5 separate regions of the Mus musculus genome follow, and all the other regions are linked to region 4. A link is a loop called in an ENCODE intact Hi-C map of the cell type or tissue named here. Cell type or tissue: left cerebral cortex. All regions are shown on one strand. Region 1 has its middle 59 kb from the start of Olfr291. Region 2 holds the start of Fah (fumarylacetoacetate hydrolase). Region 3 overlaps Fah (fumarylacetoacetate hydrolase). Region 4 overlaps 2610206C17Rik (RIKEN cDNA 2610206C17 gene). Region 5 holds the start of Zfand6 (zinc finger, AN1-type domain 6).

Evidence for each region. A loop is a pair of places that touch in the nucleus more often than their neighbours do. Peaks named below come from ENCODE experiments on the same cell type or tissue, not always from the same donor. Only the 100,000 strongest peaks of a DNase experiment are listed, where the experiment ranks them.
Region 1: it touches region 4 in a loop (2.1-fold over the local background); 5 of 42 quality-filtered maps call a loop at or near these places.
Region 2: it touches region 4 in a loop (4-fold over the local background); 27 of 42 quality-filtered maps call a loop at or near these places.
Region 3: it touches region 4 in a loop (5-fold over the local background); 27 of 42 quality-filtered maps call a loop at or near these places.
Region 5: a loop joins it to region 4, with 6 times the contacts of the local background. A loop is called at or near these places in 8 of 42 quality-filtered maps.

What each region holds. Positions count from the first base shown.
Region 1 is chr7:84,791,864-84,796,863 of GRCm38, reverse strand. No RefSeq gene overlaps it. Among named protein-coding and RNA genes, the nearest start is that of Olfr291, 59 kb to the left of the region's middle. In left cerebral cortex, a CTCF peak has its summit at 1,991 (motif pointing right); a DNase peak (open chromatin) is centred at 2,018.
Region 2 is chr7:84,604,138-84,609,137 of GRCm38, reverse strand. It overlaps Fah (fumarylacetoacetate hydrolase), which reads left to right and starts at 3,196. Exons shown (of 14, transcript NM_010176.4): 1 at 3,196-3,495. The coding sequence starts at 3,415. In left cerebral cortex, a CTCF peak has its summit at 2,571; DNase peaks (open chromatin) are centred at 2,156, 2,557 and 3,186; H3K4me3 peaks cover 1,956 bases; H3K27ac peaks cover 1,787 bases.
Region 3 is chr7:84,592,287-84,597,286 of GRCm38, reverse strand. Fah (fumarylacetoacetate hydrolase) reads left to right here. Exons shown (of 14, transcript NM_010176.4): 6 at 12-109; 7 at 201-253; 8 at 1,730-1,829; 9 at 2,444-2,574; 10 at 4,026-4,101; 11 at 4,859-4,905. Among named protein-coding and RNA genes, the nearest start is that of Fah, 11 kb to the left of the region's middle. In left cerebral cortex, a CTCF peak has its summit at 2,693 (motif pointing left); a DNase peak (open chromatin) is centred at 2,653.
Region 4 is chr7:84,746,921-84,751,920 of GRCm38, reverse strand. All of the region lies in intron 2 of 2610206C17Rik (RIKEN cDNA 2610206C17 gene), which reads right to left. Among named protein-coding and RNA genes, the nearest start is that of Zfand6, 59 kb to the right of the region's middle. In left cerebral cortex, CTCF peaks have their summits at 1,726 (motif pointing left) and 1,927; DNase peaks (open chromatin) are centred at 1,741 and 1,968; H3K4me3 peaks cover 693 bases; H3K27ac peaks cover 170 bases.
Region 5 is chr7:84,687,339-84,692,338 of GRCm38, reverse strand. Zfand6 (zinc finger, AN1-type domain 6) reads left to right here and starts at 2,382. Exons shown (of 7, transcript NM_001360578.1): 1 at 2,382-2,593. It overlaps 2610206C17Rik (RIKEN cDNA 2610206C17 gene), which reads right to left and starts at 2,699. Exons shown (of 5, transcript NR_038175.1): 1 at 2,525-2,699. In left cerebral cortex, a CTCF peak has its summit at 3,044; a DNase peak (open chromatin) is centred at 2,342; H3K4me3 peaks cover 1,925 bases; H3K27ac peaks cover 1,078 bases.

The DNA.
Region 1 (5,000 bases), 45 kb before region 4:
TAAGGCAATCCTCTGCTACTTAAGCAGCTGGAGTCATGGGTCCCTCCATGAGTACTCTTTGGTTGGTGTCCCCGTAAGCTCTGTTGGGGGGGTGGGGGTCTGGCTGGTTGATACTTTTGTTCTTTCTATGGGATTGCAAACCCTTTCAGCTCCTTCATTCCTTCCTCTAACTCCTCCATTGGGGTCCCCTTGCTCAGTCTTGCTCAGTTGGCTACAAGCATCCAAATCTGTATTGGTCAGGCTCTGTCAGAGCCTCTCAGAGGATAGCCATACCAGGCTCCTGTCAGCCACAAGCAATCTAAGATTCAATAAAATCCCCAAAATGTGAACTCAATTCTTCACAGAGATAAAAGGAGCGATTCTCCAATTCATCTGGCATAACAGAAGCACCAGGATAGTTCTCAACAATAAGAGACCTTCTGGGAAAATCACCATCCCTGACCTCAAGCTATACTACAGAGCAATACTGATACAAACAAACAAACAAACAAAGACAGCATGGTATTGGCACAGAGACAGTCAGATAGATCAATGGCATGGAATTGAAGACCCAGAATTAAATCTACACACCTATGGTTAAGTGATCTTTGACAAAGAAGCCAAAGCCATCCAGTGGAAAAAAAGACAGCATTTTCAACAAATGGTGCTGGTTCAACTGGTGGTTAGCATGTAGAAGAATGCAAATTGATCCATTCTTATCTCCTTGTACAAAGCTCAAGTACAAGTGGATCAAGGACCTCCACATAAAACCAGATACACTGAATCTAATAGAAGAGAAAGTGGGAAGGAGCCTTGAACATATCAGAACAGGGGAAATTTCCTGAACAGAACTCTACATACCGACTGCCCATTAGACCAGCACAATTTCCTAAAGATGCTTTCTTTTTTCCATTATATATGTTTTTGGCTTCTTTGTCAAAGACCAAGTGTCCATAAGTATGTGGGTTTATTTCTGTGTCTTATTCTATTTCATTGATCAATTTGTCTGTCCCTGTACTATCCATTAACGTAATCCACTATATAAACAAGGAAAAATTCACATGATCATCTCATTATATGATGAAAAAACATTTGCAAAATACAACAACCCTTCATGTTAAAAGTACTGCAGAGGTCAGGAATTCAAGGCTCATACCTAAACATAATAAAAGCAATATTCAGAAAACCAATATCAAATTAAATGGAGAGATATTTAAAGCAATCAGGGACAAGACAAGGCTTCCCATTCTTCCTGAATCTATTCAATATAGTACTCAAAGTTCTAGTTAGAGCAATCAGACAACAAAAGGAGATCAAGGGGAAACAAATTCGAAAAAAAGAAGTCAAGGTATCACTATTTGCAGATGATATGATATTATACATAAGCAACCAAAAAAAAATTCTACCAGAAAACTTCTACAGCTGATAAACAACTTCAGAAAAGGGACTGGATATAAAATTAACTCAAACAAATCAATAGCCTTCCTTTATACAAATGATAAACAGGCTGAGAAAGAAAATGGGGAAACACCCCTCACAATAGGCTCAAATAACAGAAAATATCTTTGTGTAACTCTAATCAAACAAGCAAAAGTTCTGTATGACAAGAACTTCAAGTCTCTCAAGAAAGAAATTGAAGAACTCAGAAAATGTAGCAATCTCCCACACTCATGTATTGGTAAGATTAACCAATAGCCAAAGTAAAAGTGGTCATACGACCAAAAACAATCTACAGATTCAATGCAATCTCCATGAAGATTCCAACACAATTCTTCACAGATGTGAAAAGAGCAAATCTCAACTTCATATGGAAAAACAGAAGACCCAAGATAGTGAAAATAATTCTTAACATTAAAAGAACTTCTGAAGGAATTACCATCCCTGACCTCAAGCTATACTGAAGACCAATAGTAATTAAAAACTGCAGAGTATTAGTACAGAGACTTCTTCTTTAACACCCCCTAACCTCCACCAGCTCAACATCTTAGCTCTAGTTTAGTGCTCAAATTCTAAAGGAGCTAGACACTAGGTGGAGCCCTAGGATTTTCTAAGACAGACAAAGACTAGACTGTTGTTCTGTACTGAACTTGCTGTTTTCTATTTAACTCTCCAGTTTGGTCTTTCTGGCTTTGCAGGGAAGGAGGGAGGATCCTCCTAATTTTAAAATGCCTTGAAATTCGTGCCTCACATTGCACCTCACACAATAATAGTGGGAGACTTCAACACACCACTTTCATCAATAGACAGATCGTGGAAACAGAAACTAAACAGGGACACAGTGAAACTAACAGAAGTGATGAAACAAATGGACTTAACAGATATCTACAGAACATTTTATCCTAAAACAAAAGGATATACCTTCTTCTCAGCACCTCACGGGACCTTCTCCAAAATTGACCACATAATTGGTCATAAAACAGGCCTCAACAGATACAAAAATACTGAAATTGTCCCATGCATCCTATCAGACCACCATGGACTAAGGGTGATCTTCAAAAACAACGTAAATAATGGAAAGCCAACTTTCACGTGGAAACTGAATAACACTCTTCTCAATGATACCTTGGTCAAGGATGGAATAAAAAAAGAAATTAAAGACTTTTTAGAGTTTAATGAAAATGAAGCCACAACATACCCAAACCTATGGGACACAATGAAAGCATTTCTAAGAGGGAAACTCATAGCTCTGAGTGCCTCCAAGAAGAAACTGGAGAGAGCACACACTAGCAGCTTGACATCACATCTAAAAGCTAGAGAAAAAAAAGGAAGAAAATTCACCCAAGAGAAGTAGACGGCAGGAAATAATCAAACTGAGGGGTGAAATCAACCAAGTGGAAACAAGAACTATTCAAAGAATTAACCAAACGAGGAGTTGGTTCTTTGAGAAAATCAACAAGATAGACATCCCTTAGCTAGACTCACTAGAGGGCACAGGAACAAAATCCTAATTAACAAAATCAGAAATGAAAAGAGAGACATAACAACAGATCCTGAAGAAATCCAAAACACCATCAGATCATTCTACAAAAGGCTATACTCAACAAAACTGGAAAACCTGGACGAAATGGACAAATTTCTGGACAGATACCAGGTACCAAATTTAAATCAGGATCAAGTTAACGATCTAAACAGTACCATATCCCCTAAAGAAATAGAAGCAGTTATTAATAGTCTCCCAAGCAAAAAAAAGCCCAGGACCAGACAGGTTTAGTGCAGAGTTCTATCAGACCTTCAAAGAAGATCTAATTCCAGTTCTGCACAAACTATTTCACAAAATAGAAGTAGAAGGTACTCTACCCAACTCATTTTATGAAGCCACAATTACTCTGATACCTAAACCACAGAAAGATCCAACAAAGATAGAGAACTTCAGACCAATTTCCCTTTTGAATATCGATGCAAAAATACTCAATAAAATTCTCGCTAACTGAATCCAAGAACACATTAAAGCAATCATCCATCCTGACCAAGTAGGTTTTATTCCAGGGATGCAGGGATGGTTTAATATATAAAAATCCATCAATGTAATGCATTATATAAACAAACTCAAACACAAAAACCACATGATCATCTCGTTAGATGCAGAGAAAGCATTTGACAGGATCCAACACCCATTCATGATAAAAGTCTTGGAAAGATCAGGAATTCAAGGCCCATATCTAAGCATGATAAAAGCAATATACAGCAAACCAGTAGCCAACATCAAAGTAAATGGTGAGAACCTGGAAGCAATCCCACTAAAATCAGGGACTAGACAAGGCTGCCCACTTTCTCCCTACCTCTTCAACATAGTACGTGAAGTATTTGCCAGAGCAATTTGACAAAAAGGAGATCAAGAGGATACAAATTGGAAAAGAGGAAGTCAAAATATCACTTTTTGCAGATGATATGATAGTATATATAAGTGACCCTAAAAATTCACCAGAGAACTCCTAAACCTGATAAACAGCTTCGGTGAAGTAGCTGGATATAAAATTAACTCAAGCAAGTCAATGGCCTTTCTCTACACAAAGAATAAACAGGCTAAAAAAGAAATTAGAAAAACAACACCCTTCTCATAGTCACAAATAATATAAAATATCTTGGCATGACTCTAACTAAGGAAGTGAAAGATCTGTATGATAAAAACTTCAAGTCTCTGAAGAAAGAAATTAAAGAAGATCTCAGAAGACAGAAAGATCTCCCATGCTCATGGATTGGCAGGATCAACATTGTAAAAATGGCTATCTTACCAAAAGCAATCTACAGATTCAATGCAATCCCCATCAAAATTCCAACTCAATTCTTCAACGAATTAGAAAGAGCAATCTGCAAATTCATCTGGAATAACAAAAAACCTAGGATAGCAAAAACTCTTCTCAAGGATAAAAGAACCTCTGGTGGAATCACCATGCCTGACCTAAAGCTTTACTACAGAGCAATTGTGATAAAAACTGCCTGGTACTGGTATACTGACAGACAAGTAGACCAATGGAATAGAATTGAAGACCCAGAAATGAACCCACACACCTATGGTCACTTGATCTTCGACAAGGGAGCTAAAAATATCCAGTGGAAAAAAAAAAGACAGCATTTTCAACAAATGGTGCTGACACAACTAGTTATCATGTAGAAGAATGCGAATCGATCCATACCTATCTCCTTGTACTAAGGTCAAATCTAAGTGGATCAAGGAACTTCACATAAAACCAGAGACACTGAAACTTATAGAGGAGAAAGTGGGGAAAAGCCTTGAAGATATGGGCACAGGGGAAAAATTCCTGAACAGAACAGCAATGGCTTGTGCTGTAAGATCAAGAATTAACAAATGGGACCTCATGAAACTCCAAAGCTTCTGCAAGGCAAAAGACACCGTCAATAAGACAAAAAGACCACCAACAGATTGGGAAAGGATCTTTACCTATCCTAAATCAGATAGGGGACTAATATCCAACATATATAAAGAACTCAAGAAGGTAGACTTTAGAAAATCAAATAACCCCATTAAAAAATGGGGCTCAGAACTGAACAAAGAATTCTCA
Region 2 (5,000 bases), 140 kb after region 4:
GATGAAAAAGTAAACAAAATGGATAAGAAATTCAGCAAGAGAATTGAGAGTTTTGTTTGTTTTGAGATAGAATCTCACTATGTAGCCATGACTGGCCTAAAACTCACTACATAAACCAAGCTGGTTTCAAACTGACAGAGATCCACCTGCCTCTACCTCCCAAGTGCTGGGATTAAAGAAATGCTGAAAGAGAGAGAGAGAGAGAGAGAGAGAGAGAGAGAGAGAGAGAGAGAGAGAGAGAGGAGAAAGAAAGAAAAAAGGGAGGGTGGAAGAGAGAGAAAGAAAAAGGAAGGAAGGAAGGAAGGAAGGAAGGAAGGAAGGAAGGAAGAAAAGAGGTAAAACATGACACAACTTACAAGAACTCTGGTAAATAAGAAACCAAATCTAAGAATCCATGGGGTGGAAGGGTCTGAAGTAACTAAAAACACAGAGAATGTGCTTAATGAAATTACAGGGAAAAAAATTGATACTACATGAAAAACAAATGCAAGGGGCATTGCCCTGAGAAATTCATTATACAATGTACAAAAGTACAAAAGAAACAACACTGAAAGAAGAAAAAAGTATCAAGCTACAAAAACAAATGTATCAAAATAACATCAGACCCTCTCAACAGAAAACCTGGAAAGTCAGAAAAGCATGGAATGAGAGATTTCAAATCCTGAATTAAATAACTGCTAACCTATCAAAACTATCTTTTAAAACTGATGGGAGAATATGGTCATTTCAGACAAGGACAAATAATAGCAATTAATGACCACTAAGCCAGCAGCACTACAGAGTATACTTGGAGAATCCTGAACACAGAGTGAAAGAAGCAAGCCAAACACAGTAAAGAATAAATTTCATGAGAGGAATATGTTAGCAAAGGAGAACTAGGGAACTATCTATTGTGCCCAACACAGTAAGTAAGCAAACTCCGAATTCAAATGGGGAAAAATGAACACCCCAACCTATCAGAAAAAACACTACAAAATTTATAGGCATTAGTATGCCTCAATAATAGCCTGAATTGTTAGGCATGATGATGCCCGTAGAAAGGTAGCCACAACTTTGAAACTAGCCTGGACTACTTAGTGAGTTCCAGAGCAGCCTCAGCACCACAAGGAGAACCTTGACTCCAAAAAACAAATAATAATAATGATTATAGCAATTACCTAAAGTAAATCATCTTTCTCAGTTCAAAGAGGTATACTTGTTGATGGGACTAAAAAACAAGATTCAACTGTCTCTTGTTTTCAAGAAATATACCTGTCTGGCACCACTCAGTTTACCAAATGAATAGAAGTAGACTTTGCTATTCTGATAATTGATAAAGTAGATGTCAAACCAAAACTAGAAAAGACTAAGGCACTACTTGTTAATAAAAAGATTACTTTACAGATTAATAAAAATCATAAATATAACAATCATAAGCATGCACTAAAGTTTGGATAGAGCTCTCCGTTTTATAAAACAAACACCAATGATTTAATAAGAACAGATTCCAATACAATTATCTTGGGTGATTTTGCTACGCCATTCTCATCAGTAGGTAGGTCATACAGACTAAAACTCAATAAAGTAGATTTAGAGTTCAATTTAGATTAAACCAACCTAACAAACATCTCCAGAATATTCCATCTGTATTCATTACTACTCTCATTGCTGTGACCAAATACTTGACAAGAAGTATTTAAGGGTGGAAAGATTAAGCTTATAGTTTGAGGCGATACAGGCCCTCCATACTAGGGAAGGGAACTAGGAGGGCATGACGCAGGGTTGGGGAGAAGGCTGATCACACTAAATCACAGCCTGGAAGCAGAAGAAGATGAATACAGCTATCCAACTCCATGTTCCTATCATTTATTCAAGGCCTCCAGTCCAAGAGGTGATGCTGCATACATTCATTTAACCTTTTGGAAACACACAGACACGTGGAGATGTGATTCCATGGTGATTCTAAATATGATAGTGAAGTTGACAATATTAAACATTACACCCTCCAACAGCCAGAAAGCACAAATTCTCAGCAGAGCTTTCTCTAAAATAGATCACAGTTTAGGCCATAAGTCATGTCTCCACAATACAAAAAAGAATTTAAATAACCCGTTTTTATTTTATCAGATTGTGTTTCTGAAGCATTTGCACGAACACGGCCCCAGTCTGCGGGGTACTCCCGTGAGATCTCACTTTATCATGGACGCCCACGTTTCTAGTCAGTAACTAGCCAAACTTCTAACATCTCTGGTCCCAGAGTCCATAGGTCTTCCTCCCGCTCTTTCATTTGGAAGTCAACTATCATTAACTAATCGAATTCTTGTTTCTACTGTGAAGTAGACCCCCTTCCCCACTAGTACTGTACGGAAGAAAGCACAGGCAGAACACCAAGACGTTAACGCAGGCGTGTCACACTTCTAGACGCTGGCTCCAACTCCATCTTTCACCAGTGCTCAGGGCAAGGTCTCTGGACCCTGACTGAGCAAGGCTACACAGGCAGATGAACTGGGGACAAATCCTCTGCAGTATCCAGTGACACCACAGGAGCCAGAGGCAGTCCCAGACAAAAGAATGGGGTCACTGGGTGGATCCCAATTTGCATTCTGGAGGTGGGGTCAGGGAAAAAGCTTGGCTCATAAGGGAGGCTGGGCGGTTTTGCAAAAGGGCGAGGCCTCAGAGATTATGGAAATAAAGCACCTACTGGGGCGGGGCTTTGGGTCTTGGGCATTTTAGGTGAGACCAATACCTGGATCCAGGTGCTGGACCCGGAAGGGGGAGGTTTAGACATAGGGGCGGAACGGTCTGACAGTTCCGGGATGGAGATGGGGGGGGGTGGGGTGAGGGGGAAAGGCAGGGCGTGGACACGACGGGATCTCGGGGGCAGGATGAGGGTGGGGTGACCCCAGGACTCCGGGCACATCTGGGGCGGGGCGAAGGCGGGAAGATCCCAGGGCTCCGGGCACATCTAGGGAGGATGAGGAGAATGTCTTGTATATCCAGACCGATGAGGCGGTCCTGGACTCGTAGAGGTCGCCCGAGAAGAAAACGGGGTGGTCTCAGGGCGGGTACCGGGTGGTTCCAAGGCAGGGGCTGGCCAGGAAGGATGCGGAACAGTCGAGAGGCGTGGGAATGGGGTGGCCCGGGGCGGGTGCTGGATAGTACGGAGGGTGGACCCAGGGTAGGGAAGGAGGGAAGGGTGTGGGGCGGTTCCGGGGCGGGTGCTAAAAGAATCACTAGGGTGGGGAGGCGGTCCCAGTGGGGCGGGTAGGGGTGTGTGCCAGGTGGTACCGGGTATTGGCTGGAGGAAGGGCAGCCCGGGGTTCGGGGCGGTCCCTGAATCTAAAGGCCCTCGGCTAGTCTGATCCTTGCCCTAAGCATAGTCCCGTTAGCCAACCCCCTACCCGCCGTGGGCTCTGCTGCCCGGTGCTCGTCAGCATGTCCTTTATTCCAGTGGCCGAGGACTCCGACTTTCCCATCCAAAACCTGCCCTATGGTGTTTTCTCCACTCAAAGCAACGTGAGCATCGATTTTTGGGCTCGGGAGCCGGGAGGTGGGAGTTCTGGTCAGTTTCTCCAGAGCCTCGGGGAGAGCGCCTGTGGCTACAGTGCCGCTCAGGACCCATAGCTGTGCACGTTACGGAAATTAAGTATATGTGGGTATATATGGGCCTGTGCAAGAACCAGAGCATAGAGAAATGGGAGCTATCACCCCTGCCTGGGCAGCAGGCCTAAGCGATTGTGACCCAAAAACGGACGCATAATTTCCTTACAAAACGCGGGTGGTCGTTCACTTCACTGCTTAGTCCTTAACCCTGTAACCTCGAAAGTACCAGCTGACTCCCATAATTTCGAGCAACTCCTCTGAGCACTTCCTGGCCTAGAAACTTCGGTCTAAGACACAGGCTTCTTTTACCTCTAACCTAAATTCTTTCTGCTCTAGAGTGAACTGCTAGGCATTCACTGAACTAACCACAGGTCTCATGGGGCAGGAGAAATGAACTTTGACTTGTACACATAGTCTGACTTGAAAGAAATCTTTGCAAATGGTTTAGTGGAGCTGAGTTATCTATCCTATCCTTGGGTGGGCAACGCATATCACTCTGAAATGTTTGTGCTATTTTCTGCTTGAGCTTTTGGGGGGAGGGTTGTTTGTTTGTTTTTGTTTTATTTATTTTGCTTGTTTATAGTGTTGATTCAGCTTTGTGTGTAGGAACTGTTTGCACCATAAAAGGAGTATGAATATCTTTGCCAGTACAGACAGGTAGCATTGTTCTAAAGTACTTGGCTGGCATGCACCAGCAAAAGGAAGAAAGAAAGGAAGTGGTTCCTGGCAGTGTATAGCTTTCTCCACATCTGTTGTCCTTTCATATCCTGCCTGTGCAGATTGCCTTGGTCAGAAGAGTCAGGTAATGCTTTCACAACCACCAGGCATGACTAGATGTTGCAAGGACACAGAGTTAACTTGTTGTCCTTTCCACGTTTGAGGTGTGTGGAGCCTTAACCTGAGCCAACCAACCGCCTTGTGGAAGTAGAATACTCCCTCTGGCCTCTTCTGATACTTTGCCCTCAGCAGACATGCTCTCAGCCTTTTCTGGGAATTCCAGTGGGTTAGGCAGGGACATTTGTGCAGTCAGGCACGTTGAGAGAACTGGACTAGGTAGTAAGTGGGTTGCTTTCCCAGGGGAATCTGAAGTTACTGTCCTTCAATAGTTAGAGACTTTTTAGACATCATACATCATCACCATTACTATCTTGGTTTTATTTGGGGGACTTGATGGTAGTGGTGGGTTTTGGGGGTTGTTGTTGTTGTTGTTGTTGTTGAGACAGGGTTTCCCTGTGTAGCCCTGGCTGTCATGGAACTAAATCTGTAGACCAGGTTTACCTTGAACTCAGAGATTGCCTGCCTCTGTATCCTAAGTGCTGGGATTAAAGGTGTGTGCCACCGTGCCGTTTCTTTTTTATTCGTAATAATAATTTGAGAGTTTCTAGGTACATTTTCCTGGACATGTCTAGGGAATGTGA
Region 3 (5,000 bases), 150 kb after region 4:
TCCTTTATCAGGCTCCACTTACCTGTGGGATACCATGGCCGAGCTTCCTCCATTGTGGTATCTGGAACCCCGATTCGAAGACCCATGGGGCAGATGAGACCTGATAACTGTAAGTGACTCCAGTACCCTAATTCCACTCTCTATTGCTATGAGCTCTGTAGCCTGGTATTGATGGTTGCTTTTATCTGCCATCTTTCCAGCAAAGCCTCCTGTGTATGGTGCCTGCAGACTCTTAGACATGGAGTTGGAAATGGTGAGTTCTGTGTGGAATTTTGTTGAATGGGATCTACAAAGCGCTGTGGCAGTAAAGCTCTCTTTCTGGGGCGGCACTTCACACCTGTTTGGCCACAAATAGCAGCCCATGTCCCCATGTGACCACTGAATGCAGTTGATGTTCTTTCTTCAGATTCTGTGTTTGTGAATTCTCCCACTTGCTGAAACTTATTTGCAACCCAAATATTAACACAAGTCATTGCCACACAGAGAAGTGGAAAATTTGAGTCTCCTGATACACACATTTGTCCCCAGTTGAGGTCACACCAGGCTCCCTGTCTTCGTGTTTCAGGTCTCATGCTATAAAAACATGCTATATTTTTGGTTTTTTTTCTCCACATATTTTCCACATTTGAACTACTTTTATTATTTACAATGCCTCCCAAGTGGAGGTCCATTGTGGTTCCCTAACTGCAGGAGGGCAATTCTAACAAGTGTTAGAAAAGCCTCATTCATACCTAAGTTGTAGCTGTTGTTGGGGAATACAGTGTTGTTGAGCCAACACTATGTCAGCTATCTTTAACAGAAAGAGGTAAAATATGGTGAGTGTTGTAGCCAGAGACTATGAAAACCCAGCTTGTTGCATCTTGTGGGAGCACCGGTCCACCTTTTTTCTGTCACATTCATGGTGATTTTATACAATGTCACATGAACAGCAAGCATCAAGGCCCGGTGGCAGGGCCTCTATCACTTTAGAAAGACCCACACTAAGGCTCCACTCTTTATTTAAATTAAGCACTTTATTTTGAGAGTGCTGAAGACTCATATGTAGTTGTGAGAAATGAGGTGGAGATCCCCTGAATTTGAAAGAGATGGGGTCCTTCATGCCTCGGTGCCCTCAGCTCTCTCTCTCTCTCTCTCTCTCTCTCCCTCTCTCTCTCTCTCTCTCTCTCTCTCTCTGTGTGTGTGTGTGTGTGTGTGTGTGTGTGTGTGTGTATCTTGAAGATTTTGCACTGTTTAAACCCTATCTCAAGGACAAATAAAACAGTGACCCTAGCCATGAACGTAGATGATTCTGTACTGCTCAAGGAATTCCTTCTCCCCCGCACTTAGTTTCCCTTAGACATGATTGCTAGATGTTCTCTTGGTCCATGGCTATTGGACAGATGCCATTCCTTTTGGGATAGGTAGGGCTGTGAAGTCAACTTGTCAATCCTCCTGGAATGAGCACCCCTGATGTTTTCATTCTTTACAAGTGTCATATACTGTCAGATGTGAGGGTATGGAGCCTGGAATACAGAGGAAGAATCAGAAAGGCCTGGGGTGCCCTGGGGCTAGGGGGGAAAGGGCTCATGTGAGTAGACTTCCCACCTTAGAGACCCAGGGAAGTAATGCCAGGTCCTCAGGCAGCCCTAGTCCCTGGTTGAACTTTGAAAATATTTTCCCTTTGCTCTGTAAGCCACAGTGACCCAGAGCATCGGGTCATCTAGATTCTTACCAACTTTCTCCATGGCAGGCTTTCTTCGTAGGCCCTGGGAACAGATTCGGAGAGCCAATCCCCATTTCCAAAGCCCATGAACACATTTTCGGGATGGTCCTCATGAACGACTGGAGCGGTAATGCCTGGTGGCCCAGCTTCCTCTGATGTTCTGTTCTTAGGGGCACACACAGGAGTTGGGTATGGGACAGGAGGCCTAAGTACTACAGGGGTGATACCATGCAGACTTCTGACTCTGTGGGTGTGGGGCAGTCACAGCTTCCCTGAGTAGCTTTCTCATAAGTGGAAGGATGGAGCTGACAGAACCTAAAGCTTTATCAAGCCCTACACACTCCACTCACTGTTGCCAGCACCATCAGCTGCTGATGAAGAGCTGTACATGGAGGGATTTTAGTCAGTGGCTGAATTGAGCCTTACTATTCATCAGCCCAGCATCTGAGTCCCAGCTCTACACCCTGATACCATGTGTAAGAGGAAGTGGGTCCAGAAATCTCAGGAGAGGGCCTTCCCCCATTCAGGCCCTTGGTAGGGACTGTCCTGTCATCCTTCATTGTTCCCTAGCACAGCACCTCCAAGGACCTCTGTCTTCATACTGAATACCTTTCTGTTTGTTCCCTGGGAGATCTGGTTGGCCAGAGCCATGTAGAGAGGTCCATGTAGGTCAAGGACAGGAAGCAGCTTGGAGTGAGTCTGTAAGCCACGGTGAGACCTAAGCTTGCTGTCTTTTCATAGCACGAGACATCCAGCAATGGGAGTACGTCCCACTTGGGCCATTCCTGGGGAAAAGCTTTGGAACCACAATCTCCCCGTGGGTGGTGCCTATGGATGCCCTCATGCCCTTTGTGGTGCCAAACCCAAAGCAGGTAAGCACCCTTCTGCTGAAAACTCTGCTCTAAGTTCCGGCTTCCGCCCTTTCCTGTTGCCCTCTGATACTGAGACATGGTGATGCTTGGTGGATCCTGCATTTTGTTTTGTGCAATGGCTCCCTCTAGAGTCTAATTTGCAGAATGCATTTTGGAATAGAGGCTATAAGGGAAAAGGTGTGTGTGTGTGTGTGTGTGTGTGTGTGTGTGTGTGTGTGTGTGTGTCCAACAGGGTTCCCAGTGCAATATCCCACCCCTTCATTACAGTCACCCAGCTCTTATGGCCAATGCCTTGAAGGCCCTAACTTCTCTCAAACACGGCTCTGGTAAATGACCTATCTGGTCCTCCCACATCTCTGGGTCTAAATCTCCAGAGGGCTCTGCTCTGCTCCTGGCTCCCTGCCTTCCCTCCCCACACTCTCCCTGGCATTGTCTCACCAGCTGTGTACTGCTGCACTTTCTCCCTCACCCATCCATGTCATTTTATGCATGAACACTCTTGGGACTTTCCCCTGCAAATTGGTTCTTCATAAAAGTCCCTGCAGTTCCATTCTGTCTCCTTGGATCTTCCCCAACACTTCCCACCACAGCACCCACGTCTCCCCTCTGGTGGTCTCCCTCCTCTTTGTCTCTGTCCCTCCACTGTCCTTCTCATCTTCTGGCCACCCAGGACCTGTTGGGCTCCTGCTTTAATGGTCCCCATCCTCCTTCACAGTCCTTCGCCCAGCTCTATCTTCACAGAGATGATTGGATGCTGACTGCCTCCATCCTTCCCAAGGACTGTTTAAGTACAGCTGTCACCATTCCTGCCCCTTCCCAACGAATCAGCAGGGTTTTCTCTAAAGTAGTTTCTAATTTAACCCTTAGTACACTGGGAAGGAGCTGTACTCCCCACAAGCATCACTGGTCACACTGTCACCATTAAAAACGCATAGTCGTTCAGACTACCCAGAGTTATCTTATGTCCTGCTAAATGATTTTTGTGTTGTATTTTGGAACAACACTGTTTGTTCAATGTGCAGCACTCTGCCTGGACATCAATGGCCTTCCCAGCTGTTCCAGCACCAAAGATGGCTGCCAGCTTCACTGCTGCCAGGGACTCTGCCTTCCAGGGCATCCACCTTGCCCTCACTATTGTCCTAGCTTTTCCTTACAGGTTCTGTGGCCAATCTCTGACCTCTCATTGTCCCCCTCCCAAGTCTATCCTCCCTCAGCTTCCTGAAGCATTGTTACTTCCTGTGATCTCTAACCTATTTCTCTGTACATTCACCCATCAGCTTATTTTCTCAAGTGTGGCATGTGTGACCTTCTGACCAAGGGCAGTGTACAGGACTTCTCCAGTTCACATCTGTCACTGCTGCCATATGTCACACTCTGTATTGGAGAGCAGAGGCTGCTGGGAACTCAGCCCCCACTGACAGCTACAGCTTTGATGTGCTCTTGCCTTTTAGGACCCCAAGCCCTTGCCATATCTCTGCCACAGCCAGCCCTACACATTTGATATCAACCTGTCTGTCTCTTTGAAAGGTATGTGATGGGTGAGTGGTATTGCCTAGGCTCAGCAGGCAGGCACAGCCAGGCTCCATTGCCCCAGCGGATCCTGAGCATTGCTGGGTGGAACTAGAGGCACCTGTTCCAGCCTGGAGGCTGTGTGGGGCTCTTGTAAAGAAAGAAGAGTGTGAGGGCCATCCTCCAGTTGGGATGCATTGTCCTACAGGGGAGGCCTTGTCCTCCACCCTGTGTTGGACTCTGCAACCTTCTAGCCAGCGTCTACCTCTATCACTGCCACCTACCTTACACTGTAACCCAGATATGTGGTACATTTCTTTAAACACCTGTTTAAAAGCCTGATCTCACGGGCTCATGAGAATGAGAAGTAGGGCTTGATCGTGAGCCATATCCTGGGCAGACTAGGGAGCCATGTTGATGGCCTACCTCCACTGAGCTAGTCTGCAACTAAGCTGTGGTGTGAGGGGCTGGCTTTACAGGCCAAGCTGTGATGTGAGGGGCCTACTACGCAGGCCGTGGTGAAGGTCTCAGCTCTACTCTTGTCCAGCTTTGGAGCTTGGGCAAGTACCAAACAATACCTTAGTTTGTCATCTGTGAAACAGGGAAACTACAGCTTTGGTTTTATAGATGATGGTGATGATTAAGGAAACTGATCCTGAACAGAACCTGTAACTAGGAAGGGGCAGGTGTCATGTTCATGAGAGAGCTGGAAGCAGTTTTCTTCCTGGTCAGCAGGACTAAATCTGTATAAGTATTACTTCTCAATTTCTGACAGGAGAAGGAATGAGCCAGGCGGCTACCATCTGCAGGTCTAACTTTAAGGTGAGTTTGGAGGCCATCAGACTGCTTTGTGGAAGGGAAGAACGTGACAGGAATAGGAGATATTCTATTCCTCTGGGAGTGGAATGACACATCAG
Region 4 (5,000 bases):
AGGGTGATGGAATTATCTACAGTAGTGGTTCTCAACCTGTGAGTCTTGACACTCTGGAGGCAGAGGATACACATCAGATATCTTGGATATTCGATATTTACATTACAATTCGTAACAGTAGCAAGCTATGAAGTAGCAATGAAAGTGATTTTATGGATGGGCTCACCACAATGTGAGGAAGGTTCACAGCGTAAGGAAGGCTAAGAACCACTGATCTACAGGGAATCCAACAACTTATCTACGGCTATACCAGTTTATACATCCTCAGGGAAAGGCAGGGTCCTGTTAAGACCTCCTTGTCCTCATAAAAAAGGGTTAGTGGGCCCAATGTTTGGTGTAGATAATCACAGGTGCTCTGACAGCAAGACTCCAATACCCATGTGTATTAGTCAGGGTTCTCTAGAGTCACAGAACTTATGGATAATTTCTAAATAGTAAAGGAATTTATTGATGACTTACAGTCGGCAGCCCAATTCCCAACAATGATTCAGTCGCAGCTGTGAATGGAAGTCCAAGGATCTAGCAGTTACTCAGTCTCACGCAGCAAGCAGGCGAAGGAGCAAGAGCAAGAGCTAGACTCCCTTCTTCCAATGTCCTTATATTGTCTCCAGCAGAAGGTGGAGCCCAGATTAAAGGTGTGTTCCACCACACCTTTAATCCCAGATGAAAGGCGTAGCCCAGATTAAGGGTGTGTTCCTTAAACTCGGAGATTCAATCTTCTGGAATCCATAGCCACTATGGCTCAAGATCTTCAAACCAAGATCCAGATAAGGATCTCCAAGCCTCCAGATAAGGGTCACTGGTGAGCCTTCCAATTCCGGATTGTAGTTCATTCCAAATATTGTCAAGTTGACAACCAGGAATAGCCACTACACCATGCTTAGAGAGCAAAGTTTCACAGCACAGAGTTTTAATTTTAGCTTTTAAGCAAAAATAACTCTTTAGAGCTAGATAGCTCAGGTTTTCTTTTGTACAGGAAGAGGATAGAAAGTGAGTTTAGGGAGAGAGAAGGGAAGGTGTCAGAATAAATTGTGGTTCATCATCTCAAATTAGTTGCATATAGACTAATCCAGAAAAGGAAAAAAGAAAGAAAGAAAGAAAGAAAGAAAGAAAGAAAGAAAGAAAGAAAGAAAGAAAGAAAGGAGGAAGGGAGAAAGAAAGAGAGAGAAAAGAAAGACAGAAAGAAAGAACGAGAGAGAGAGAAAGAGAGAAAGAAAGAAAGAAAGAGAAAGAAAGGAGGAAGGGAGAAAGAAAGAGAGAGAAAAGAAAGACAGAAAGAAAGAACGAGAGAGAGAGAAAGAGAGAGAGAAAGAAAGAAAGAAAGGGAAAGAGAGAGAAAGAAAGAAAGAAAGAGAAAGGAAGAGAGAAAGAAAGAGATAAGAAAGAAAAAGAAAGACAGAAAGAACGAGAGAGAGAACGAGAGAAAGAGAGAGAGAAAGAAAGAAAGAAAGAAAGAAAGAAAGAAAGAAAGAAAGAAGGAAGGAAGGAAGGAAGGAAGGAAAGAAAGAAAGAAAGAAAGAAAGAAAGAAAGAAAGAAAGAAAGAAAGAAAGAAAGAAAGAAAGAAAGAAAGAAAGAAAGAAAGAAAGAAAGAAAGAAAGAAAGAAAGAAAGAAAGAAAGAAAGAAAGAAAGAAAGAAACTGTCCAGGGCCAGCCTAACAGCTCTTCCTCTTCACGGGTGCCATCTCGTGTTCTCAAGTGGAAGTGCATTAGAAGAGCGCAACCTTTTCAGATCAGGGTCCTTTTCAGTAAGAATTCCTGAACGCCGGACTGGGAAATGCTTCAGGTCAACACCAAATGCTTGGTCGGGAACAAAAATCCAGAGAAGACAACTCTTCTCTGGAAACACCTGCAGGCCAGTGAGGGCTGTGTCTGCAACAAACGTCCTCCGTCACAAAGAGCTCTTTCACTGGAATTTGGGGAGGGACGGTACAGCCCTTGAATTACTCCCTCTAGTGAAGGAGACAGGAAAATGCCTGAAAATCCTATCCGCGTGTGCCAAGTTAGCTGATAGCCAGGAACACCTTGGGCGAGTTGGAAAGCTTCTCGGAGGAGATTACAGGGAGCTGACGCTTCAGCTTGTGTAGGAGTTTGCCAGGCTGGAAGCGGGCATGGATAAATGATCCAGGCATACGGATGAGGGAGGAAAGCAAACAGAATCTGGGGGGAAAAAAAAACGCCCTGTTTCAAATTGAGTAGAATGTAATCAACAAGCAGGCAGAAAGGGAGCGGGTGGAAGACTGGCAGGACAGGTCACTGAGGGTCATTCAAAGGCTCAGTAAACCCCAGCCTGTGAGCCCTGGGGCTTGAGGCAAGGCAAGTCTATTCTTTAGAAAGAGCCGCCTGGACTCGCTCAGCTCACCTCTGGCATATTTCCAAGCTCATTTGTTTCTGTTTCCTTAATAAACTATCCTTTTTCCTACTGGGAAAAAAAAAAGTGGAAAGACGGGAATGGGAGACAGAGAGGATGGGAGTGGGGAAGAGTGAGAGAGGGAGGGAGAATGGGAAATGAACATGAAAAGAATCTGTCTGCCCGCAGTAACCAGTGGTCCGTGAATGGGGAACCTCAGAAGTAAGTAGGTGAGAGACACAATGGCTCTGGTAAGAAACACTAGAGAGACATGTTAAATGCCAGATAGCCAAGGATCCTGCGGCTTGAGATGCATTCTTTCCAGGGAGCCAAGGCAGTAGGGCCGGAACATTGGCAAGGTGTGGGCTGGAGGTAGGGAGTCATGAATCTTTTTATGGCCCTGCAGTCTTGGAAGAGGTTGAACTCAGTCCTGAAGGGTGGGGGTAAAAGATAGTAAGTAGATGGGCATTGGACAGTCCTAACCCAAATCCTAGATTTTGACTTTAAGCTTCTAACAGTGGACCCTGCAATACCATGAAGAAGTGCCAAGGACTTCTTATAAAAGCCAGGTGCAGATATAACCCAAGCTTGTAAGGGTACTAAGACATTCCACTAAACCCTAGAGGGTCCCCACGCAACTTGTTTTGTCATGCCTGTGAATGAGCCAGTGTATAAAAAGCTGAATAGTAGTTTTCTTTTCCCGTGTTCTACTCCACATCTGAACATCTTGATATCTTCCCTTAGAGGCCTGGAACTTTCTGGATGCCAAAGCAAAAGAGAGTTCCCTGTTTGAGCACACACCAGGATGACACTAGGAACCAGTCAAATAATAAGTGGATAATCATCAAAAGCAATTTTGTCATTATGGGAAGTTTTCAGGGTTTTTGGTTTTTGACAGATTATCAATTAAATATAACAAAACTTCCATTCTTGTTTCCTTATTTAGTTTTTTAAAAAAATCTCACTGCTGATCATAAAAAACAGAATGAGAATTTATGCTAAACCCTAGCAAAAAAATTAAAAACTTTACCCATGGACATATAAGTAAATAAAATATTAATAATGTTTACTGTTCCACCTATCTCATTCAGAGATGTATTTCCAATAAATATGCATTTTATAGTAGAGATATGCTAAGAATAATTGTAATGAATCAAAAATTTTTTATTGTGATTGTGTGTGTGTGTGTGTGTGTGTACAAGTGTACACATATGAGTACCACAGTGCACACATGGAGGTGAGGGTATAAACTGTGGGAGTTAGTTCTCTCCTTCCACCTTTATGTGAATTCTGAGAACAGAGCTCAGATCATCAGGCTTATACTGCAAGAGGTTTTACCTGCTGAGCCTTTGTTCTGGCCCCCAAAGAAATGTTTACCTTAGTGAGTTATTGTAGGAAATGCAGATAGATGCCAGGTATTTCAAGGATTTACTTGTGAGCCCACATCCTCAGAGTGTCAGACCAAACCTCAGGGTGACTCAGACTTGGTGTGACTGGTCAGGGGAAGATGGCAAGGGAAGCAGTGCCAGAGTTCTGAGAAGCCAGCTGCTTGTTTACACTGGACAGAAGCAGCGTGATCCCTGAACTGAATCAGTTATCTTAAGGCAGACAGTCTGCATACAGCAGGTTTTCCCAACTTCCCTGTTCCACCCCAACCTGCCTGCCTCAGGACAGAGAGCAGAGGCTCAGAGCATCAGTGAGTCAGCCCCAGGCACAGGACAGGAGCTATGGTGTTCTCGCCCCCCAGGATGGATTGCCTCTTTCTCCTTATGCCTCCACATTATTGAGGACAGGACTACTACCCTAAACAGATTGTTGTCTTCATTTTGACTCTTCATGGCCTGACAGTTGAGAGTATGGGCTTCTGACTTTTTCCAGTTCCTCTTCCTGCCCTCGGCTTCTCATCCTTAGCCTTTTTACTTCACTTTTCATACTATTCACTCTCCACAGGTAATAGATGAGCCCTTAGTTCAGTCGCTGTTTGGCTTGGGTGGGGTGGGGTGGGGCTCCCTAATCTACAACACTAGGCGAGATCTAGAACCAGGACTATCCATGGGTTCTGTATAGCAACCAACCTACCCTCTGCTGGGATATTACTATGGTTGAGTTTCACATATAGTATTGTGGTAATAATGGGGAAGCCTTGGTGTGTTCAGGACTGTGGGTCTTAGAAAATAAGAAGTTAGGCTTTGTCTAATTAGTTGGCAACATCTACTCTCAAGAGTACTTTTTGTCTGGTTTTTTGGTCTCTTGAAACATCATCTCCTATAGCCTAGCCTAGCCTTGCACTGACTATGCAACTGACAATATCCTTAAACTTCTGCTGCCCCGGCTTCCCCAGGGATGACATACACAGCACAAGATTAGTTTTGATCATTTAAAAGTTTTACTTCCTTTATAAATTCATTATAAATTAGTGTTTGTCCATCTGGCTTTTGCCTCTGTCAAATAATCACTTTGCTAAGTCACCGCCACTGTTGTAGAAAGACCCATGTCTTAGAAACAATGCATCTTCTTATGGGCTTTTTAAGACAGGGTCTTGAGTAGCCCAGCCTGGCTACTTGCTGTATCCCTGAGAATGACCTTGAACTGATCCTGCCATCACCTCTACTTCCTGAGTTCTAAACTTACAGGAATGTACTACCAGTTTCA
Region 5 (5,000 bases), 60 kb after region 4:
ATTACCTCACAGGTCCACCTGATTCACAACTTCATCTTCCCAGGTCACAGGATCCACTAACTTAAGCCTTTTCTATGTTTCTGGCTTGAGAATGGTCCTTATTAATCCCTCACACTGGAATCTCCACCAAGATACTCTAACCACTTATTTTATTTAAACCTACTCTTCCCCATGGGGCCTATCCTGACTACTGTCCCTGGTCCAACAGCCTTCAAGCATCTGTTTATATAGTTACCTTCTCCATCTAGGTCACATATCACCTTATAATTCACAGCATACAGATGTTTGCTATTAGGTTTATTTGCATGCCCTCCATTAGAATTACCTCTCTAGAGGTGGAAAAATCTTTTCATCACTCACTAAACTTAGGACATAGAAAGATTAGAGATGGCTCAATGTAGTAAGTCAAAAAGTGCCTGAGCAACAATTTAAACCCTAGACGAAATTCTACATTCTTCTCATATAATTTTCCTTCCCAACGGCCAGAAACTAGTGAACCCTAAAAGAATTCCAGGCTGGAAAATGATTCCTGACACTTGCAGCATCTTTTAGCTGTCAGGATCCATCCACCCTTCCTTTTCCTTCCCTCCTCATGTCTAAGAAGTTCTTATATGTTACTAAATAAAATAACTACTCGCTTTGACCTTTTAGGCCTGCCATAATTGAACCTCAAACCGTTCCCAGTCTATCTATAGCCTTGTCTCCCCTATTACAGATCATCTTCTTGGGCAAAATCCTCTCGATGTTTTAGCCCATGTTTCTAAGTGTGTGTGTGTGTGTGTGTGTGTGTTGTTGTTGTTGTTGTTGTTGTTGTTTTGGTTTTGGTTTTGTACATAGCCTTGCCTGTCTGGAAACTCACTATGTAGATCAGATGGGCCTTGAACTCACAGAGATCAACCTGCCTCTGCCTCCCTAGTATTGAGTTTAAAGGTGTGAGTCTCCACACCTGGCTTTAAAGATTTATTTTCAAGTGTATGAGTGTTTTGACAGTTGTGAGCCACCACGCAGATGCTGGGAACCCAACCTAAGACCACTACAAGAGCAGTAAGTGCTCTTAACTGCTGAATCATTACTCCAACCTTAAATATAAATTTTGAATGGGTTGAATGTGCCTCAAAAACACCCTTAGGCCCTGGGTAGGGACCTTCTGTTCTGCTCTGGTTTCGAACAGCAGGCTTAGCTTTATTTTATTTGGCCCTGGGTTTCACTACTTAGCTCTGGTCACCCTGGAACTTGCTATATCCACCAGGCTGACCTAGTACTCACAGAGGTATATTTTTCTTTGCCTCTCCATGCTGAAAGTATAAAGGCCTGGGCCACGGTGGCTGGCCAGGCTTAGCTTTGGTGATTTATTTTAGAATATCCTGCCCCAGAAACTTGTCTGTCACCTCACAAGAGCATTGTGTGTTTCTCCCAAGCCCTCTTCAGGAACACTTCCTTTCGTTTTCCATGAAGTCATAAGAATTTTTCAAATGCCACCTTTTCTTCAAAGAATTCTACCTGACCTCCACCATGTCCTCTATTCTGTCTCCTCCTTATTCTACAGGATTACAGAAAGCAGCCCAAACCACACATGGTTAGCCGTATCTCAACCTTGTGACCATGAGCCCCTATTACTGTAAAAATAGGGCAGAAATTTCAGGGAAATAGGTAAAGAGAGCACAGTGACAAAGATAAACATTGTAAAACACCAAAAGGCACAACCCCAAGACTAACAAAATAACATAATTTCAAATAAAGACAGGACTCTAGGCAATCCTGTTTGGGCTGGGGAAATCTCAGGAGAGCTGTCCCCCACTTCTCCCGCACAACCTGTGCAGGGCTGCTGGACTAGAATCTACCGCTTCCGCGAGAAGGTCCAGGGGGCTTCCCGAGTCCAGGCGTGTAGGTGTGTATTACACAAGCGAGCACACACGCCTCAGGTCTCGCTCTCTGTAAATCGTGGTTCAGGACAGGGCAGAGTTCAGACCTGGCACTTTGGGCTGGCCCTCCTGGTCTTCTAGGGGCCTGGGCAACAGAATCTCAATCTATGTCGTCTCTCAAACTACGCAGGTGGAACACCAGCTCTAGACAAGGGTAGTCTATCCCTGGGAGGATGCAGAGCCCGGAGCTACGTCATCAGACACCCCATCCCCTCGCCGTCCCCCAAGTCTGCACCAGAGCCCTCTTGCTCCTGAGGCAACATCAAAAAGCTAACCTAGCCCGCTGACCTGGCCGAGGCAGGGGCGTGGCCGAGAGAAAAGCAGCGCCTCTGTGCCACGCCCCTCAAATGCCTTGACCAATAATAGCACTCTCCGAGATCCGGCCCCGCCCCCACGCCGCCTCCGGCCCGCGGCCCCGCCCGGGCCGGTCATAATTAGGCAGCGGGCTGGGACTGCCGCGTCAGCGCGCGTTGAGAGCCAATCGCGGGCGCTCCCTTGAGGCCGCGTCACAGGCCGAGCAGCCAAACAGAAAAGTTTAATAAACAGCGGACGGAGGGCCGGCGGCGGCGGGCCGGGAGCGAGTGGGGGTTTGGCGGCCTCACCTGTCCTCACTCTCAGCGGCGGCGAGAGGCGGCGGCGGCAGCGCGTCCGGCGGAGAGGGCCGCCGCCAGGTGAGGAGTGCGGGCAGCGGTGGGCGCAGCCTCCGGGCGGCCTGGGAGCCGGAAGCGGCGGGCGGCGCAGCAGGTGGCCTCGCAGTGGCGAGCGGAGGGCGCGGTCCCGGTGGGGCGCGGTCCCGGGCTCCCCGGGCGCGCGCTGAGCTCGGGGTCGGGGTGGGCGCGCCTGGGGCCAGTCCGGAGCAGCTGCCGCACGCCGGGCAGCGTCCTCACGTCCCTTTGGTAGGCTGAGGCTAGAGAAGGCTCAGAGGGAGTCTCCGGGATTCCAAGCTCTCTGCTCCTCTGAGAGCGTTTTCAAGTTTCTCACTGTTGGATGCGTAAACAAGCTACACGGAGTGTGGCGTCTGAAGTCAATCTAACTCTATCAGAACTCAGTGATTTGCCATCATCATCCAGAATTGTCAGGCGTTTGTGGGAACTGGGGCCTTGGGGTCACCTCCAAGCCGTGCATGCTAACTAGCTTGGTAGTCAGCACCTAGTGGTTCCGAAAACCGAAATTAAACGTCACTTTCAAACTATATTCGAAATTTATCCTTTTCCTAATTAAAATGCCACGTAGGCTTTTGAGATTATTTATGAAGTATTTTATGGCAATTGCTGTTTTATGTATTATTTCCAGGCCTGCGGGGACAATTTTTTGGTAAACCATGAACATTTAAATGGAGAAAAGACATTGTCTTAATTTTTCCTTTTTCCTTTTTTTTTTTTTTTTTTTAACATTTAAAAAACACGTAAGCCGGGCGTGGTGGCGCACGCCTTTAATCCCAGCACTTGGGAGGCAGAGGCAGGCGGATTCCAGCCTGTTCTACACAGTGAGTTCCAGGACAGCCAGGGCTACACAGAGAAACCCTGTCTCGGGGTGGGGGTGGGGTGGGGCGGGGAGACAAACATGTAAGAGGGGTAATAGGCACAGATAGGAAAATTTCAGGCTTGATTGCTGTTTTGACTGCAGCCATACTTTCCTGTGTTAATGTCAAAACTCACAATATGAGTTATATCACAAAGTTTTTAAAGTAATGGTCAGTCCTGGGAGAATACACAACACAATGTACTATAAAGAGAGAAAACATAAACTTTCAGACTCCTCACTCCAGAGCCAGAACTAGAACATTACTCAAACTTGTATGTGTTCACGAGTTTCTTATCTGGCCTAACCCAGTTTACTGTTTCTTACTGAGGTAAATAAACATTCTAGACTCGGTGGATTTGCTCATTCTCTAGCCTTTTAAAAATTAGTTTTGTCACACACTAATCTCTTCAAACAGTGTCACTTTAGGTTCCTTGCCCTTTGAACTTTGGACAGATAGTGTATGGTTGTGGTTCATCCATTTCATTGTTTCTTAATGCTGTGTTCCTCCCTTCACCCCAGTGTTTCGATGGTGTTTCTTGTTTTGCTTCTAACAAGTGTACTCTGGGAACTTTTCTTCTTGCAGCTGTTGTTGCCCAAGTTGCCTGTCGAAAAGTAAATACTGTAGATCGTGGTAGAAAGTTGTAGGCAATCAGTAATAAAATAGAGATGAAAACGTTACGATTCTGCTTCCTTCCTTTAATCAGGAAGACTCACTGTTCTTGTGACTGGTTCCTAGTTGCTATGTTTGCATGAGGAACTAAGATTTCTGTTAATCTCTACACCGAATCCCTTCAAACCGGCTGTGGAAAGTTTGGCACCCTTTGGTACTTCTCAGGGCAAAACCAGCAAGTGGGAGAAAACTCCATGTTTTGTGAAGCCACCCTGTCTGTTCTCCACCACTCCTCCCCTCCCTGCAGTCTCTGGCAGGTTATTGAGGAGTCTTCTTTGCCTTAAAACCGTCCGTCTTGCAAAAGAAACTTGGAGTAAGCTTTGTCTGCCTAGTTGGCACAGGCTTTGTTGGAGGGAGAGTGTCAGAGAGCAGATCCTTTAAGGGAAACATTAGGACCCACGTGACCCTCCGCCACTTTTGAGAAGACTATGTGAGTGTACTAAGTTTTTCAAGACTTGTCAACCACACATTGAAGTATTTTTTAGGTTTAAGAATGTCCTAGGGTTTGCTCTAGACAAATGTCTTTAATTTTTTAATTTTGCTCCTTTGTGTGTGTGTGTGTGTGTGTGTGTGTGTGTGTGTGCGCGCATGTGTGTGTATGCTTTGAATAACTTGTTGAAGGCATGAGAGAGGAGCTTTTTAATTTTTTTAGATAGGGTCTCACTATAAAGCCTAGAACTCTCTATATAGACTAGGCTGGCCTGGAACTCATAGAGATTCCCCCAGTCAACTGTCTCCAGTGATAGGATTAAAGGCGTGTGCCACCACATCTGGCTAGGGGGCATTTTTTTGATGTTTGTAGCTTGCAGATGTTTTGTTTTTATAGTGTAGTTGCTTCTGCTTTTAAAACTTAGTTCTATATTTTACTACAAATCACACTGACA